Regions from separate parts of the Homo sapiens genome. Here region 1 is linked to region 2. Evidence: chromatin contacts called from ENCODE Hi-C or POLR2A ChIA-PET data. All regions are on one chromosome and are shown on one strand. The core of a region is the stretch at or near the end of the contact, and the rest is flanking DNA. Distances in the headings are between cores, read along the strand shown. Region 1 overlaps FAM98A (family with sequence similarity 98 member A). Region 2 overlaps LTBP1 (latent transforming growth factor beta binding protein 1).

The links. Hi-C counts contacts between places; a loop is a spot of excess contacts on that map. ChIA-PET counts read pairs that join two places held with the same protein, here RNA polymerase II (POLR2A). Pooled maps may share reads with other maps.
Region 1: a map of PC-9 shows a loop between it and region 2 (3-fold over the local background). The contact joins two enhancer-like sites. A Hi-C loop is called at or near these places in 6 of 168 maps with a recorded cell type or tissue (HCT116, PC-9, aorta and 3 more), 22 of 37 single-sample maps with no recorded cell type and 16 of 50 pooled maps. POLR2A ChIA-PET finds 5 or more read pairs at or near these places in 3 of 52 experiments (B cell, K562 and WTC11).

The regions. Positions count from the first base shown.
Region 1 is chr2:33,578,037-33,584,781 of GRCh38, forward strand. FAM98A (family with sequence similarity 98 member A) reads right to left here. Exons shown (of 8, transcript NM_015475.5): 8 at 5,624-6,745. The coding sequence ends at 6,740. Among named protein-coding and RNA genes, the nearest start is that of RASGRP3-AS1, 12 kb to the left of the region's middle. RefSeq lists an enhancer at 5,413-6,232. Within about 2 kb of position 5,340, at least 3 of the 41 ENCODE cell types and tissues checked have a DNase peak (open chromatin) inside an H3K27ac peak, as active enhancers do.
Region 2 is chr2:33,393,099-33,400,362 of GRCh38, forward strand. It overlaps LTBP1 (latent transforming growth factor beta binding protein 1), which reads left to right. Exons shown (of 34, transcript NM_206943.4): 33 at 4,035-4,184; 34 at 5,266-6,411. The coding sequence ends at 5,447. Among named protein-coding and RNA genes, the nearest start is that of MIR4430, 22 kb to the right of the region's middle. Within about 2 kb of position 3,558, at least 3 of the 41 ENCODE cell types and tissues checked have a DNase peak (open chromatin) inside an H3K27ac peak, as active enhancers do.

The DNA.
Region 1 (6,745 bases), core at 4,090-6,589, 190 kb after region 2:
TTTTTTCCAGAGTAAGCACTTAAATAACTTGATAAGGTGTTAACCTTAAAAGAGTGGCACCACAAAATTTAAATTTATTACATTTCATTATCATTACAAATGAGATTTTTTAAAAAGCCCTGGCTCATCCTTTTAGGTTGTAATTTACTTTTTGTTTCATTACAAAATTTTTCACTAATTTCTACTATTTGAGGGTTAGAATGAAGCAAATTTCTCTGTAGTTAGACATTCGTGTAGTTAACTTGTGATTGATCATCTTCCACACCATATCACATAAATTGGTTTCTATTGGAAAAGAAACAATTCTGAAGCAGTTAAACCTTGAGAGATAATACAGCTGGTGTTGACTAAGGCCTTGATAAGTGCTGGAAATTTTGCATAACTCGGAATAAACTTACCTGTTCTGAGGACTTGATAGTACTTTTCATACATTTTGCAAAATAAGCCTGTTATCTCGACCATTTTGTAAATGCCTCATAAGAAGCCAGGCGCTGTGGCTCACACCTGTAATTCCAGCACTTCGGGAGGCCAAGGTGGGAGGATCGCAACAGCCCAGGAGTTTGAGACCAGCCTGGGCAACATGGCGAGGCCCTGGCTTTATGAAAAATGAAAAAACTTAGCTGGGTGTGGTGGTGCCCACCTGCAGACCCAGCTACTCGGAAGGCTGAGGTGGGAGGATCACTTGAGCTTGGGAGGTCGAGGCTGCAGTGAGCTATGATCACTCTAGTCTAGGCCTGTCGTTCATGCATTTATTCATTTATAAACCAATAAATAAAGAGAGAGTACTAGATATTTGAACCCCTAAATAATTCTATTATTGATACTTTTGGGTTCTTAAAGACTTTCAATTATATTTTCTTTAAGACTTCCCTGGCTTTTTGTAACCTTTCAGAGTACATCACTTCATTCCACTAAATGTTACACTGTTATTTTACTCAGTCCTTTCTCAGTGAAGCTTCTAGAACTACAGTGGTCCCTTGGTATACAGGAGATTAGTTCCAGGACCCCTGAACTAATGCACATACCAATATGCACACATAGTCAAGTCCACAGTCAGCCCTGTGGAACCCACATATATGAAAAATCAGCCCCTCCCTATACGGAGGTCTTTACATCCTGTGAATACTGTATTTTCCAGCGGCATTTGGTTGAAAAACTTTCTCATATAAATGGATCTGTTGTTCAGGGTCAACTATAATCTAAATTTATGGTTTATTTTCTCATTCTTTCCTTAAACTCCAGAAAACTGGTCTCATTTTTATTCTGAAACTGCTCTTGAAAATGCCACAAGAAAACAACACCAACACAAAAACGCCGCAAGACATACGGCTATTTTTCAACTCTAGTTCGTTGAATTTCTCTGTAGCATCTGGAATTGTGCATTACTGAGCTCTGGAGCCAGATGGCCCTAGGTTTATTCCAGCTCCCCCGCTTACTAACTATATGGATATGGGCAAGTCTTCTCAACTATCCTGGCTTCATACTCTTTACATGTGAAAAGAGGGTTAATAGTAGTACTCATGTTGCTCTCAATAAACAGTAATAACAGTAATAAATTACCATTCTTACTACCAACCCTAAGCTTCCACAACACTGTTCTCTAGGTGTCCCTCTTACTCTGTGACCCTGCTCCATCTATCCCTTAACTGATTAATCCTTAAGATTCCATCCTTGGTCCACTGCCCCTTTCCTCCCTTTTTGGATGGTTTAATTTGGAATCATTTTTCTGATGAAATGTTTCAATGCAAAAATCAGTGGATGTTGATCATTCCCAGACTTCTATCTCCAGGCATTTTCTGGAGTTTCAGACTGAAATCATTTCCCCCAGCCCACCTTTCCCCCTTCTTCTAATTTCGATTTCAATTGGTAGTTCATCATCTACTCAATCACAAACCAAAAAAACCAAAAACCAAGGTTCATACTACATTTCTTGTTCTAATATACTCCTATAATATTTGCCTCCGACATAATTCTCAAATCTGCCCCTTCTATACCCTTACTATGTCTACCACATTAATTTAAGCTCTACGCTTCTGATTCCAACCTTTGCCCTCCTCCTTGAGTCTATCCCCTACTCTTGAGCCAATAATTTACACAGAGCCAAACTTGAATATGCCGTGTTATTGGTATACTACCGTACACAAAGTAGCTCCAAGTTACTCAGGACGGCATGGAGAGCCCTCTATTACCTGACCCCTGCAATCTTTCCAATTTCTGCCAATTTCCACCCCATATAAGCAATACAGAAACACCATGCTCTCCTAGTACCCACACATAATTTTCATTATTATTTATGCTACAATTACCTATGTTTCTGGCTCTGTCACTCAGTCCATGCTGAGACATTTCTCAAGCCATGGACTTTCTACCTCAGCCCAGCACAGTGCTAGAATATAGCAGACACTCATTTTTACTGAACTGAACTACAGGCCTTTCTTCTTCTTTTTTTTTTTTTTTCCCTGAGATGGAGTTTCCCTCTGTTGCCCAGGCTGGAGAGCAGAGGTGCAATCTCGGCTCACTGCAACCTCTGCCTCCCGGGTTCAAGCCATTCTCCTGCCCCAGCCTCCCAAGTAGCTGGGATTACAGGCGTCCGCCACCAAACACAGCTAAGTTTTGCATTTTTAGTAGAGACGGGGTTTCACCATGTTGGCCAGGCTGGTCTTGAACTCCCGACCTCAGATGATCCGCCCACCTTGGCCTCCCAAAGTGCTGGGACTACAGGCTGAGTCACCGTGCCTGGCCAGGCCTTTTTTCTTCTTGAAAAAATTATAACTCAATTTAACAAATACCAATCATTTTAAGAGGTTTTTTTCTCCCCGACCCAAATTCCTAGGAAACATTTTTTTTTTCTTCCCTATCTATTTCTGCCCCCGGCCTCTTTATTACATTTAGTGGGCAGGGAATGATTTACTGTGGAAGTTCTCATACCAACAGTTATGTTTACTCCAACTTATAACCGCACATCTGCAGGTGACTAAAATTGTGCAAGCGGAAAGTGAGTTCAAACACTGACATGCATACCTGTTTGAATCAGTGATTTGAACCCTAGGAATACATTAGTGTATACAAATATGGAAACCACAGGGAAAAAAAAAGCATTTCTAGTTATTACTATGATAATGAAGAATGAGAAAAACAAGAAAAACAGGAAAATAAGAAGTCATAAAATGCTAAGTATTCTGTGATGAATGTACTTTTTCATTCAGGTAAACTCATTTTTTTATTTAGGTAAAATACAAATAAATACCTAAATTTTATTTAGGTAACCCTCTCTGTTAAAAAACAAATGGATCAAATGCTATCCAAATTACCTAAAGTGGGAGGCGGGGGTATGATTAAATAATATAAACATATTTAAAAACTATTTTCAAAAGGATGTAATATAGGTAGACAAAGTATCCAGAAAGATACAATGGGCACAACCTAAAAATATTTAAGTCTAAGGATGGAGGTAATCTGGGCACTGGGAAATCAATTAAGTATATATAGAAATGATTCAAATGCCTTCCCTCAGCAAGAATTTGCCTATTCTATGTCTACCACAGTTGGACACTAGATTAGTTTGGATCTACAGCAAGAAATAAAAATGATAGTGGTATATCTTTAATAGTTTTCATAGAGAATACTGACATCCTATTCTAGTTCCTAGTAGTAGGAGGAAACAGAACATTAACTAAAGGTACTGTCTGTCTCACTGTATCCGTTTTAAGAGATAACAGTTTAAGATATCATGTTAAAAATTCTCTCCTAATATTTTTCGCTTGTTTCTCCAAGAAATTCTCATATGCCCTATATTCCAGTAAATCATTATTTACAAGTTAAGGTTAAGAATGCATATAAGATCAAAAGATACTCTCTATACAAAACCTAAGAACTTTAATATAACAATAAAACTAACTGGTGGTTTGAAATATCCTGTTTCTAGAGAACTTGATCTATGTTCAAGAGAAAAAACTCAATTCTTTTATGGTTTCAGAATGGGGAGAGGCGGGGGAGGAACAGCAAACGCTGGTAAGGTTCCAGAGAAAAGGGAACACTTATACACTGTTGGTGGGAGTGCAAATTAGTTCAACCATTGTGGAAATCAGTATGGCGATTCTTCAAAGAGCTAAAAGCAGAACTACCATTCGGCCCAGCAATCCCATTACTGGGTATACATCCAGAGGAATATAAATCACTCTACCATAAAGACACATGCACGCATATATTCACTGCAGCACTATTCACAATAGGAAAGACACGGAATCAACCTAAATGCCCATCAATGACCAACTGGATAAAGAAAATGTGGTACATGTACACACCATAAAATACCATATAGCCATAAAAAAGAATGAGATCCTGTCTTTTGCAGGAACAAGGCTGGAACTGGAGGCCATTATCCTTAGCAAACTGACACAGGAACAGAAAACCAAATACCACATATTCTCACTTATAAGTGGGAGCTAAATGATGAAGACGCATGAACACAAAAGAGGGAAACAACAGATAGGGGTCTACTTGAGGGTGGAGGGTGGGAGGAACTAGAGGAACAGAAAAGATAACCTTCGGGTGTTGGGCTTAATACCTGGATGATGAAATAGTCTGTACAACAAACCGCTGTGACACAAGTTTACCTGTATAACAAACCTTCACATGTACCCCTGAACATAGAAGTTTTTTAAAAAATAATAATGTTGGGGGAAAATCTAGTTTGAAGCAGGAGCTGCAGATTTCAGAACTATCAGGGCGAAATGTATCATTTGTGTTCTTACATCCTTATATTCGAAAAAGCAATCTATTAACCGTAAAGATAAATCAAAATATTTTTCAAAAGAATGAAACCTGTATTCATTAGCTATATTGTGGAGTCTGAGGCTACAAAACAGATCAAAGCAAATACTAAATATAAATACATCCTAAGATATGATACATTTAAAATATGAAACCTTGACAATTTTAATAGGAAATCCTATATAAACATAATTACTTAACAGTTTAAAGAAACCAACACAACATTCAAGACAACTTAAAACCTTAACTTACTTTAATGATAAAACACTTGAAATTGTCTTCAAATTTGAACATTTTAAAATAATTGTAAATGTTAGCTGAAAAATAAACAGGTAAAGTTAAAAGGATCAATGTGGGTTTTCAAAGATGGTTTTAGTATTAGAAGAATGTGCTTATCTCAGTAGCAAGTAGATTATTTTAAATGGCATGACATGAGTTGATTCTTTAAAAAAGCCCAATTTAGTAGAAAGGAAATACAATTTCTCTTTTGATAAACATATTTATATTTTCAGTTACTTCCTTTTTTAAAAAAAGTCCCCCAATCTTAGGAAGAATGGAGAAGCAAATAACAAAAAAACCCTAAAAACATTTTTGCCTAGTATGTGTAGCAACAGCTACACCCAGTGGCCAGAGATGAGTGGTGACGGTTTCTAGCTATATTATTATAAAAGGAAAACCTGGAAAGAGCCATTTTTCCATTTATTTAAGGTTTTAGGATAAAAGTCACCTTTCACTAAAATTAGGTTTTAAGGAAATACTCAAGAATCTTTGGGAACAAAAGCCTTAGCTCATCAGCTTGACGCAAGAGTCCAGAATAATTCAGTAGCTAAAATAAAACTCAAACCAAAGAGAGAACTTAACAGATACTTTATTGCTCACCTTTCACACAAAGCACACCTCCAGCCATTTTCTTTCACAGCTTGACAATGTTTACATGTACAAAAACCCAGCAAGAAGCATCATGTCATGTAGATTTCAGTAAGGGAGAATGTAAAACATCAACTCAGCCAGGCTTTTGTTTTCTGCAGCAATAATAAAGGGCCTCCTGCACTTAGCAAAAATCTGTCTTAACTTTGTAGTGCATTTCTTCCATTACAAAAAAAGTTACCTGCTTAAAGCAAACTAACTTGTATTTGCTGAGCCAGTGGTATTAACTCATGCATAAAACAAATTTCGGTTTGCTATTTCTTCTAGCAAATTTCAAGTAAAAATAAGGTTGAAGGAGGAATTTGTTTTGGATGGATGCAGGTCAGTTTGAATTGCTATACTTAACTAAATGCCTACATGTACTATAGCTTCACAACTTAGTTTGCTTTTATAATCTTTATGGATTTTGGCCGTGTTCAAGGTTTTCAGAGTTGAGCATATGATACAGTATTCCATCAACAAAATAAGGCTACTGAATGTGCTATCTGCAAAAGAGCTCATTTAATAGGAACTGACCTAAAAGTTCCATCATGAAGCACACGTGGCATAAAAGTCAACCGGGGGGCAGAACTGTGCTTGGAAAATAGGCATTGGAATACTTTAAGCAAAACACATATAAATGGTTATTCATATGAGGAAGGTTTCCTAGTAGTAAATCTAAAAAAGTCTAGGTGAATCCTCATTTTCAAAACTGCATATTGAAAACATGAAAACTACTTATTCAAGTAATTTCTTCAAAAAAGTTTGCATGTTCTGACTGTGGAATTAGTCTACTGGGCAATTAAAGGCAATTTTAACCACCTTTTAAAAAATTTTTCATAGAAAGGAGAGATGTTATGTGTTTCTCAAATAAACGGCATTATGTAAGTCCAATAAAAAAATCTAACAGAATTGAATGAAGACCTACAAATGCTTATGCCAAGCAGGAATCTGCCTGCCACCTGTGGTCTCACATTAATTCAAAATAGGTGCTGAATTCAGGATTCTGAAACTAAGTTTCTATTACTTGAGCTCTAGCAAAATGTAAGGTTCGGTAGCCTCAACT
Region 2 (7,264 bases), core at 2,308-4,807:
ATAGGCAACATGTCATGGGGGTTAGTGGTACAGATTATTACATCACCTAGGTGTGAAGCCCAGTACCCAATAGTTATTACCTTTTCTGCTTCCCTCCTCCCACCCTCCACTAGTGTCTGTTGTTTCCTTCTTCTTCTTTTTTTTTTTTTTTTTTTTTTTTTGTGGTATTTGGTTATATGAGTAAGTTCTTTTTTTAAATTTTTTAAATTATACTTTAAGTTTTAGGGTACATGTGCACAACGTGCAGTTTTGTTACATATGTATACATGTGTCATGTCGGTGTGCTGCACCCATTAACTCATCATTTACATTAGGTATATCTCCTAAAGCTATCCCTCCCCCCTCCCCCAACCCCGCGAAAGGCCCTGGTGTGTGATGTTCCCCATCCTGTGTCCAAGTGTTCTCATTGTTCAATTCCCACCTATGAGTGAGAACATGCGGTGTTTGGTTTTCTGTCCTTGCAATAGTTTGCTGAGAATGATGGTTTTCAGCTTCATCCATGTCCCTACAAAGGACATGAACTCATCATTTTTTATGGCTGCATAGCATTCCATGGTGTATATGTGCCACATTTTCTTAATCCAGTCTATTATTGATGGACATTTGGGTTGGTTCCAAGTCTTTGCTATTGTGAATAGTGCCACAGTAAGCATACATGTGCATGTGTCTTTATAGCAGCATGATTTATAAACCTTTGGGTATATACCCAGTAATGGGATGACTGGGTCAAATGGTATTTCTAGTTCTAGATCCTTGAGGAATCGCCACACTGTCTTCCACAATGGTTGAACTAGTTTACAGTCCCACCAACAGTGTAAAAGTGTTCCTATTTCTCCACATCCTCTCCAGCACCTGTTGTTTCCTGACTTTTTAATGATCGCCATTGTAATTGGTGTGAGATGGTATCTCATTGTGGTTTTGATTTGCATTCCTCTGATGGCCAGTGATGATGAGCATTTTTTCATGTGTCTTTTGGCTGCATAAATGTCTTCTTTTGAGAAGTGTCTGTTCATATCCTTCTCCCACTTTTTGATGGGGTTGTTTGATTTTTTTTCTTGTAAATTTGTCTAAGTTCTTTGTAGATTCTGGATATTAGCCCTTTTGTCAGATGGGTAGATTGTAAAAATTTTCTCCCATTCTGTAGGTTGCCTGTTCACTCTGATGGTAGTTTCTTTTGCTATGCAGAAGCTTTTTAGTCTAATTAGATCCCATTTGTCAATTTTGGTTTTTGTTGCCATTGCTCTTGGTGTTTTAGACATGAAGTCCTTGCCCCTGCCTATGTCCTGAATGGTATTGCCTAGGTTTTATTCTAGGGTTTTTATGGTTTTAGGTCTAACATGTAAGTCTTTAATCCATCTTGAATTAATTTTTGTATAATTTTGTAAGGAAGGGATCCAGTTTCAGCTTTCTACATATGGCTAGCCAGTTTTCCCAGCACCATAGCACCATTTATTAAATAGGAAATCCTTTCCCCATTTCTTGTTTTTGTCAGATTTGTCAAAGATCAGATGGTTGTAGATGTGTGGTATTATTTCTGAGGGCTCTGTTCCGTTCCATTGGTCTGTATCTGTGTTTTGGTACGAGCATCATGCTGTTTTGGTTACTGTAGCCTTGTAGTATAGTTTGAAGTCAGGTAGCATGATGCCTCCAGCTTTGTTCTTTTGGCTTAGGATTGTCTTGGCAATGCAGGCTCTTTTTTGGTTCCATATGAACTTTAAAGTAGTTTTTTCCAATTCCGTGAAGAAAGTCATTGCTGTTTCCTTCTTTGTATTCATAAGTTCTTATCATTTAGCTGCCACTTACAAGTGAGAACATGTGGTATTTGGTATTCTGTTCCTGCGTTAGTTTGCTAAGGATGATAGGCCTCCAGCTCCATCCATGTTCCTGCAAAAGACATTATCTCATTCTTTTTTATGGCTGCCTAGTATTCCATGGTGTATATGTACCATATTTTCTTTTTTATCCCCCAAACTTATGCCAAATCTCATTTAATCTTTACAAGGTAGAAAAGTGTTCATTCATTACAAAATACTTCTACTGAGTGCAGACATTGTGTTCAATGTTGGGTATGCCATTCTACATAGCATCGTTTCTCTATTTTTAAATGAGGAACCTGGTTTCAACAAAATCAAGTGACTTGGCCAGGGTCACAGGCATGAGCAGAAGACCGAGTTCCTCTGATTCAAATCCCATGGTTCATTTCCACAAAATAAACCTATAACTGAGTGGGGCTTTAGAGATCCTAAAATTCAGTGCTTTTACTTCATACGTGAGAAAAATAAGCTTTCTGCCCAAGTTTACAAGGTACACATAGGGAAATGGGAATGGGAACTCAAGTCCCCCAATACCAGTGTATTGTTCTTACCCAAACAGATAATTTAAGATTCACTTATTGTATATTTTTCGGTCATCTCTAAAACCCACTTTCTTCTCTGAAGGGCATGCTCTAAAGTTTCTTCTTCACCTATCTCCCCTCAGGGCACCTAATCTTAGAATGTAAGAGAAACTCTGACCAAATTTGTCTTCATGTTGACCTCAGGCACTTTAGTCATTGTTGAAACTTCTTTTTTGTTGTAGTTAAGAGAAGTAACAAGTAAGTCTTTATTTCCTTGTTTAGAAAAAAAAAAAAAAAGCTGGCTAAGTTGGTTGCTTTTTGGTGATCAAGGAGACCAAACTCCATATCCTTGTCCAATTCCTCCAAGTTAGACCTTATTGCCCTCCATAAGCAATGATATTTTGCTGCCTGCTGCCCCCTGCAGTTCCACTGGAGAATTACTTCAAAGGCCAGATAGAAAGTTCTAGCCATATATTTTTTTTTTTTTTGAAGCTACTTTGTGGTACTATTGGGAAGAGACAGGAGATGAGAGGCCACATGACAGTGTGTTGGGTCACTGTGGATTTATGTTTAGAACTTTCCTCTGCAAAATGAGAGCTAAACACTCTTGATGCCTGGCTAAATTGTTTTTACATCACAAAAACTCTAAAGTCTAGCTCTGACTTGGTTTCAAGAGATCTAAACTATAAAAAGAGCCAAACAAGAGTTTCTTTGTTTCCTTAAAAAAAAACTTTTGGTTCTGTTTTTTTTTGGTGTGTGTGTGTGTTTTGTTTTGTTTTGTTTTTTGGTTTTTTGTCTTTTGTTTTTTTGACAGAGTCCTGCTCTGTTGCTCAGGCTGGACAGTGGCCGTGATCTCAGCACACTGCATCCTCCACCTCTCAGGCTCAAGCGATTCTTCTGCCTCAGCCTCCCAAGTAGCTGGGATTACAGGTGTCCACCACCACGCCCGGCTAATTTTCTGTATTTTTAGTAGAGACAGGGTTTCACCATGTTGGCCACGCTGGTCTTGAACTCCTGGCCTCAGGCGATCTGCCCGCCTCAGCCTCCCAAAGTGCTGGGATTATAGGCATGAGCCCAGACTTTGGGTTTTCTAAACACAAGTATGATGTTCTTTCTCATTCATCAGGATGTTTTGAGGCCCTTTTACTGAATTTTTCCTTTGATCCCCTGGGAGCCCTTTTGTAAGGCTCATTCCGTAGCCAGAGCAAACAAACACATGGCAGAGCCAGCCTGCTTCTCTCTGGTCTTACAAACGCCGGCTGAAAACGTATTGCCTCACACTCTTACGGACCTTCTTAGCAAATGCTTACTAGACTCCGATAGTGAATTCTGTTGGTTCTGTTCTGAGAGTCTGACACTTGCCCTACTGCAAACTCACGAAGTTTGGAACTTTGGATGAACACTTTTAATAATTAAGAGCAAAAACAAAAACCATACTTGCTTTCTCGTTTTATGTGATTTTAACATAGAATATCAGAATTCAAAATGAGGCTACTCTGCACAAAATATACAAGTTTTTTATTTTTATGCTATTTTACACAGCAACATTCAGTATTTCTAATGCTAACTTTAAGATGTCTGAAATATGTATGGACATATATGTGTCTATTTGGAAAATGAACCATCATCTAAATATCATTTACAAAATGATATAGGAAGTTGAGAAGCTCTAACTTAGCTTCTGCCCTTTCCTTTCCAGGTTTTCTAAATAGCTTTGAGGAGTTACAGGCTGAGGAATGCGGCATCCTCAATGGATGTGAAAATGGTCGCTGTGTGAGGGTCCAGGAAGGTTACACCTGCGATTGCTTTGATGGGTATCACTTGGATACGGCCAAGATGACCTGTGTCGGTAAGAATGACGTGTGTTTTATGGGACATTAATTTTTTCCTGACACCCCGTATCTCAGTCAGTAGAGAACATTTAAGATAGATTTGCTGAGTTTCAGTTTGAGAAGATGAGAAAAGTTCTGGAGATGTACATTAAGTACAGTATGAATATACTTAATGCCACTGGACTATATACTTAAAAATGGTTAAAATGGTAAATATGTTCTGTGTATTTTACCACAATTCTTTTTTTTTTTTTTTTTTGAGATGGAGTTTTACTCTTGTCGCCCAGGCTGGAGTGCAGTGGGGTGATCTTGACTCACTGCAACTTCTGCCTCCCAGGTTCAAGCAATGCTCCTGCCTCAGCCTCCTGAGTAGCTGGGACTACAGGCACCCGCCACCACACCCGGCTAATTTTTTTTTTTTTTTTTTTTTGTATTTTTAGTAGAGACGGGATTTCACCGTGTTAGCCAGGATGGTTTCAATCTCCTGACCTCGTGATCCGCCCACCTTGGCCTCCCAAAGTGCTGGGATTACAGGCGTGAGCCACCACGCCTGGCCTCTTCTCCATCTTGAAGCAGTCCTTTTGCCCACTTTGCTTTTGTTAGTTTTAATCCATGGTGTGTCTGTAAAATAGGTAACCTAGCTTCTTAACAGATGTTTCAAGTGAGTGAGAGCCTAAATGGGTCTCATGTAGAAGGAGGTCTGTGAATGTTATGGAAGGCTTTAGACAGGCTGTATGGAGAGGCCTCTGCGTAGGTATCTGGTTCCTCTTGACAAATCTAGCAGTTCCTCCATACCTATGGGAAGGAATTTGGAAGTAATATAGTTCCTCCAACTTCCTTGAGGTTCTACTAGAAAATGTCAAGCTCACAAAATGCTCATGTTTTGCTAGATAACAGTGAAAGAAGTTCTAGAACCTCCCTGATAATCTGCCTCTTTAAGATCTCAAAAAAGTCATCTTCGTCTTGTCTGTGACTGAAGCAATGACGAGAAAGCTTCCTTGGGGTGGTCGGGGGAAGGGCCTCAGGTAAGCCTCAGGTTATGTGTCCTCACAGAATAATATCCAAGATTGTTTACCTGCATGGCTTGACTTATTGCAGATGTAAATGAATGCGATGAGTTGAACAACCGGATGTCTCTCTGCAAGAATGCCAAGTGCATTAACACCGATGGTTCCTACAAGTGTTTGTGTCTGCCAGGCTACGTGCCTTCTGACAAGCCAAACTACTGCACTCCGTTGAATACCGCCTTGAATTTAGAGAAAGACAGTGACCTGGAGTGAAACAGAATCTACATAACCTAAGCCCATATACTCTGCACTGTGTAAAGGAAAAGGGAGAAATGTATTATACTTGAGACATTGCACCTACCCCGGAAGGCTGGAAATACAGAAACAGCATGGAATTGCAAGTCCTCTGAAGACAATGAGAGGATTTAGGATGAGCCCGATAGGTGTGGCAGACCAAATGGACATTTCTCTAAAAAACCAGTATATATAGTCTGTTCATATGTAAAATTCAATGGAAGAGAGGTGGAACAGTGCTGTTATTTTAAACAGAAGGTTGTATTATTATGTTGTTTTGTTTTTTTACTATTGCTTGATTAAATTTGGCATTTAAATAGTGGTGGAAATATTTTATATAATTTTCATTTTTTGGTTGTGCAGTTCCTTGGCTACTGTTTTTCTTTTACTTCAGTTTTTTAAAAATCTCAAATGAAAAAGTCTTCGATACAATATTGTTAAGCTGTATTATAAGTATTGTTACACAGGGTTATGCAATTCCCGGCCTGGAGCATTTTTGAAATTCAAATTGTCTGTCCTGTGGAGCAGGCAGTGATTTTGTTCCAAAACTTTGTATACACATTTGGAGAAAAGTACTTTATATTTTCAGTGTTTTGTCTGATTTTAATGTCCGTTCTTAGCCAAGCTGCTAGCAGGTGTTAATTGGATCCCTTTCCTTCACTGAAATGGAAGAGTTTATAAGCTTACGTTAGTATTGTAATATGTAAAGTAAGCCCAACAAAAATTTTTAAAAATTTGATGATCCCCAATATATCTACCATTGTATGTTAAATAAATCACCATTTTTGTAGAAAAAATTCTACCTGAGAGTAATTGTCAATGAGTACATGTGTATAAGTTGTATCCCACTCTCCCCACTTTTATCTTTTCCAGTGGTCTTCTGTTAATGTAGTGTCTTTTACAAGTTAATCATTAAATTTGTTAGATCTTGTTATGGGCTAAATTGTTTCCCCTAACATTCATATGTGGGAATTTTAACCTCTGATACTTCAGAAAGTGACTAGATTTGGAGATCGGATCTTTAATGAGGTAATTAAGGATAATGAGGTCATTGGAATGGCCCTAATCCAGTATGACTGCTGTCCTTGTGTCACCCATAGAAGGTGTCTGAGTTACCGGTGACGAATCCATATAGGTCTGCAGCAACCTCAGTTCTTGCCTCCTCAGAAGAATTTGACTGAGGGGTATAAGGCAGAAAAAGAGACCAGGCAAGTTTCAGAGCAGAAATGGAAGTTGATTTAAAAAGGCTTTAGAGCAGGAAAGAAAGGAAAGTTCACTTGGAAGAGACCCAAGTGGGCACCTGAAGGCCAAGTGCAGTGTTTAACCTTGACCTAGCTAGGATTTTACAGGCTGGCCCCTTTCCATGCTTCTTCCCTTAGGGTGGGCTGCCGGCACACACAGCACCCTCCTTACACTTGGGAAGTGAGCACACACAGTGTTGAGGAAGCTGTACATATGCCCATCTGAGGCTTTCTTCCCTTTCCTGGTGGTGTGCCCCTGGAAGGTTGTACTCCACCATTTTGTCCTTAATGTGCATGCCCAGGAAGTTGCATCTCTTTGGCACCTGCATTTAATTAACACTTAAGTGCAGCAGGTGTGGGCCATCAGGAAATGCCCACCCCACCCCGCCCCTGGGCCTTGGCTGCCAGTTGATCACTTTTAGAGAGGCAATGTGGTCACTGCTGAACCACCACCTGACATTCCTAGTGGGTGGGGGAAGAACCCTCTCCTGCCCCGCTTATGCTTGTCTAACTACCTGTAACACAAGAAGAGATTAGGACACAGATACACAGGAA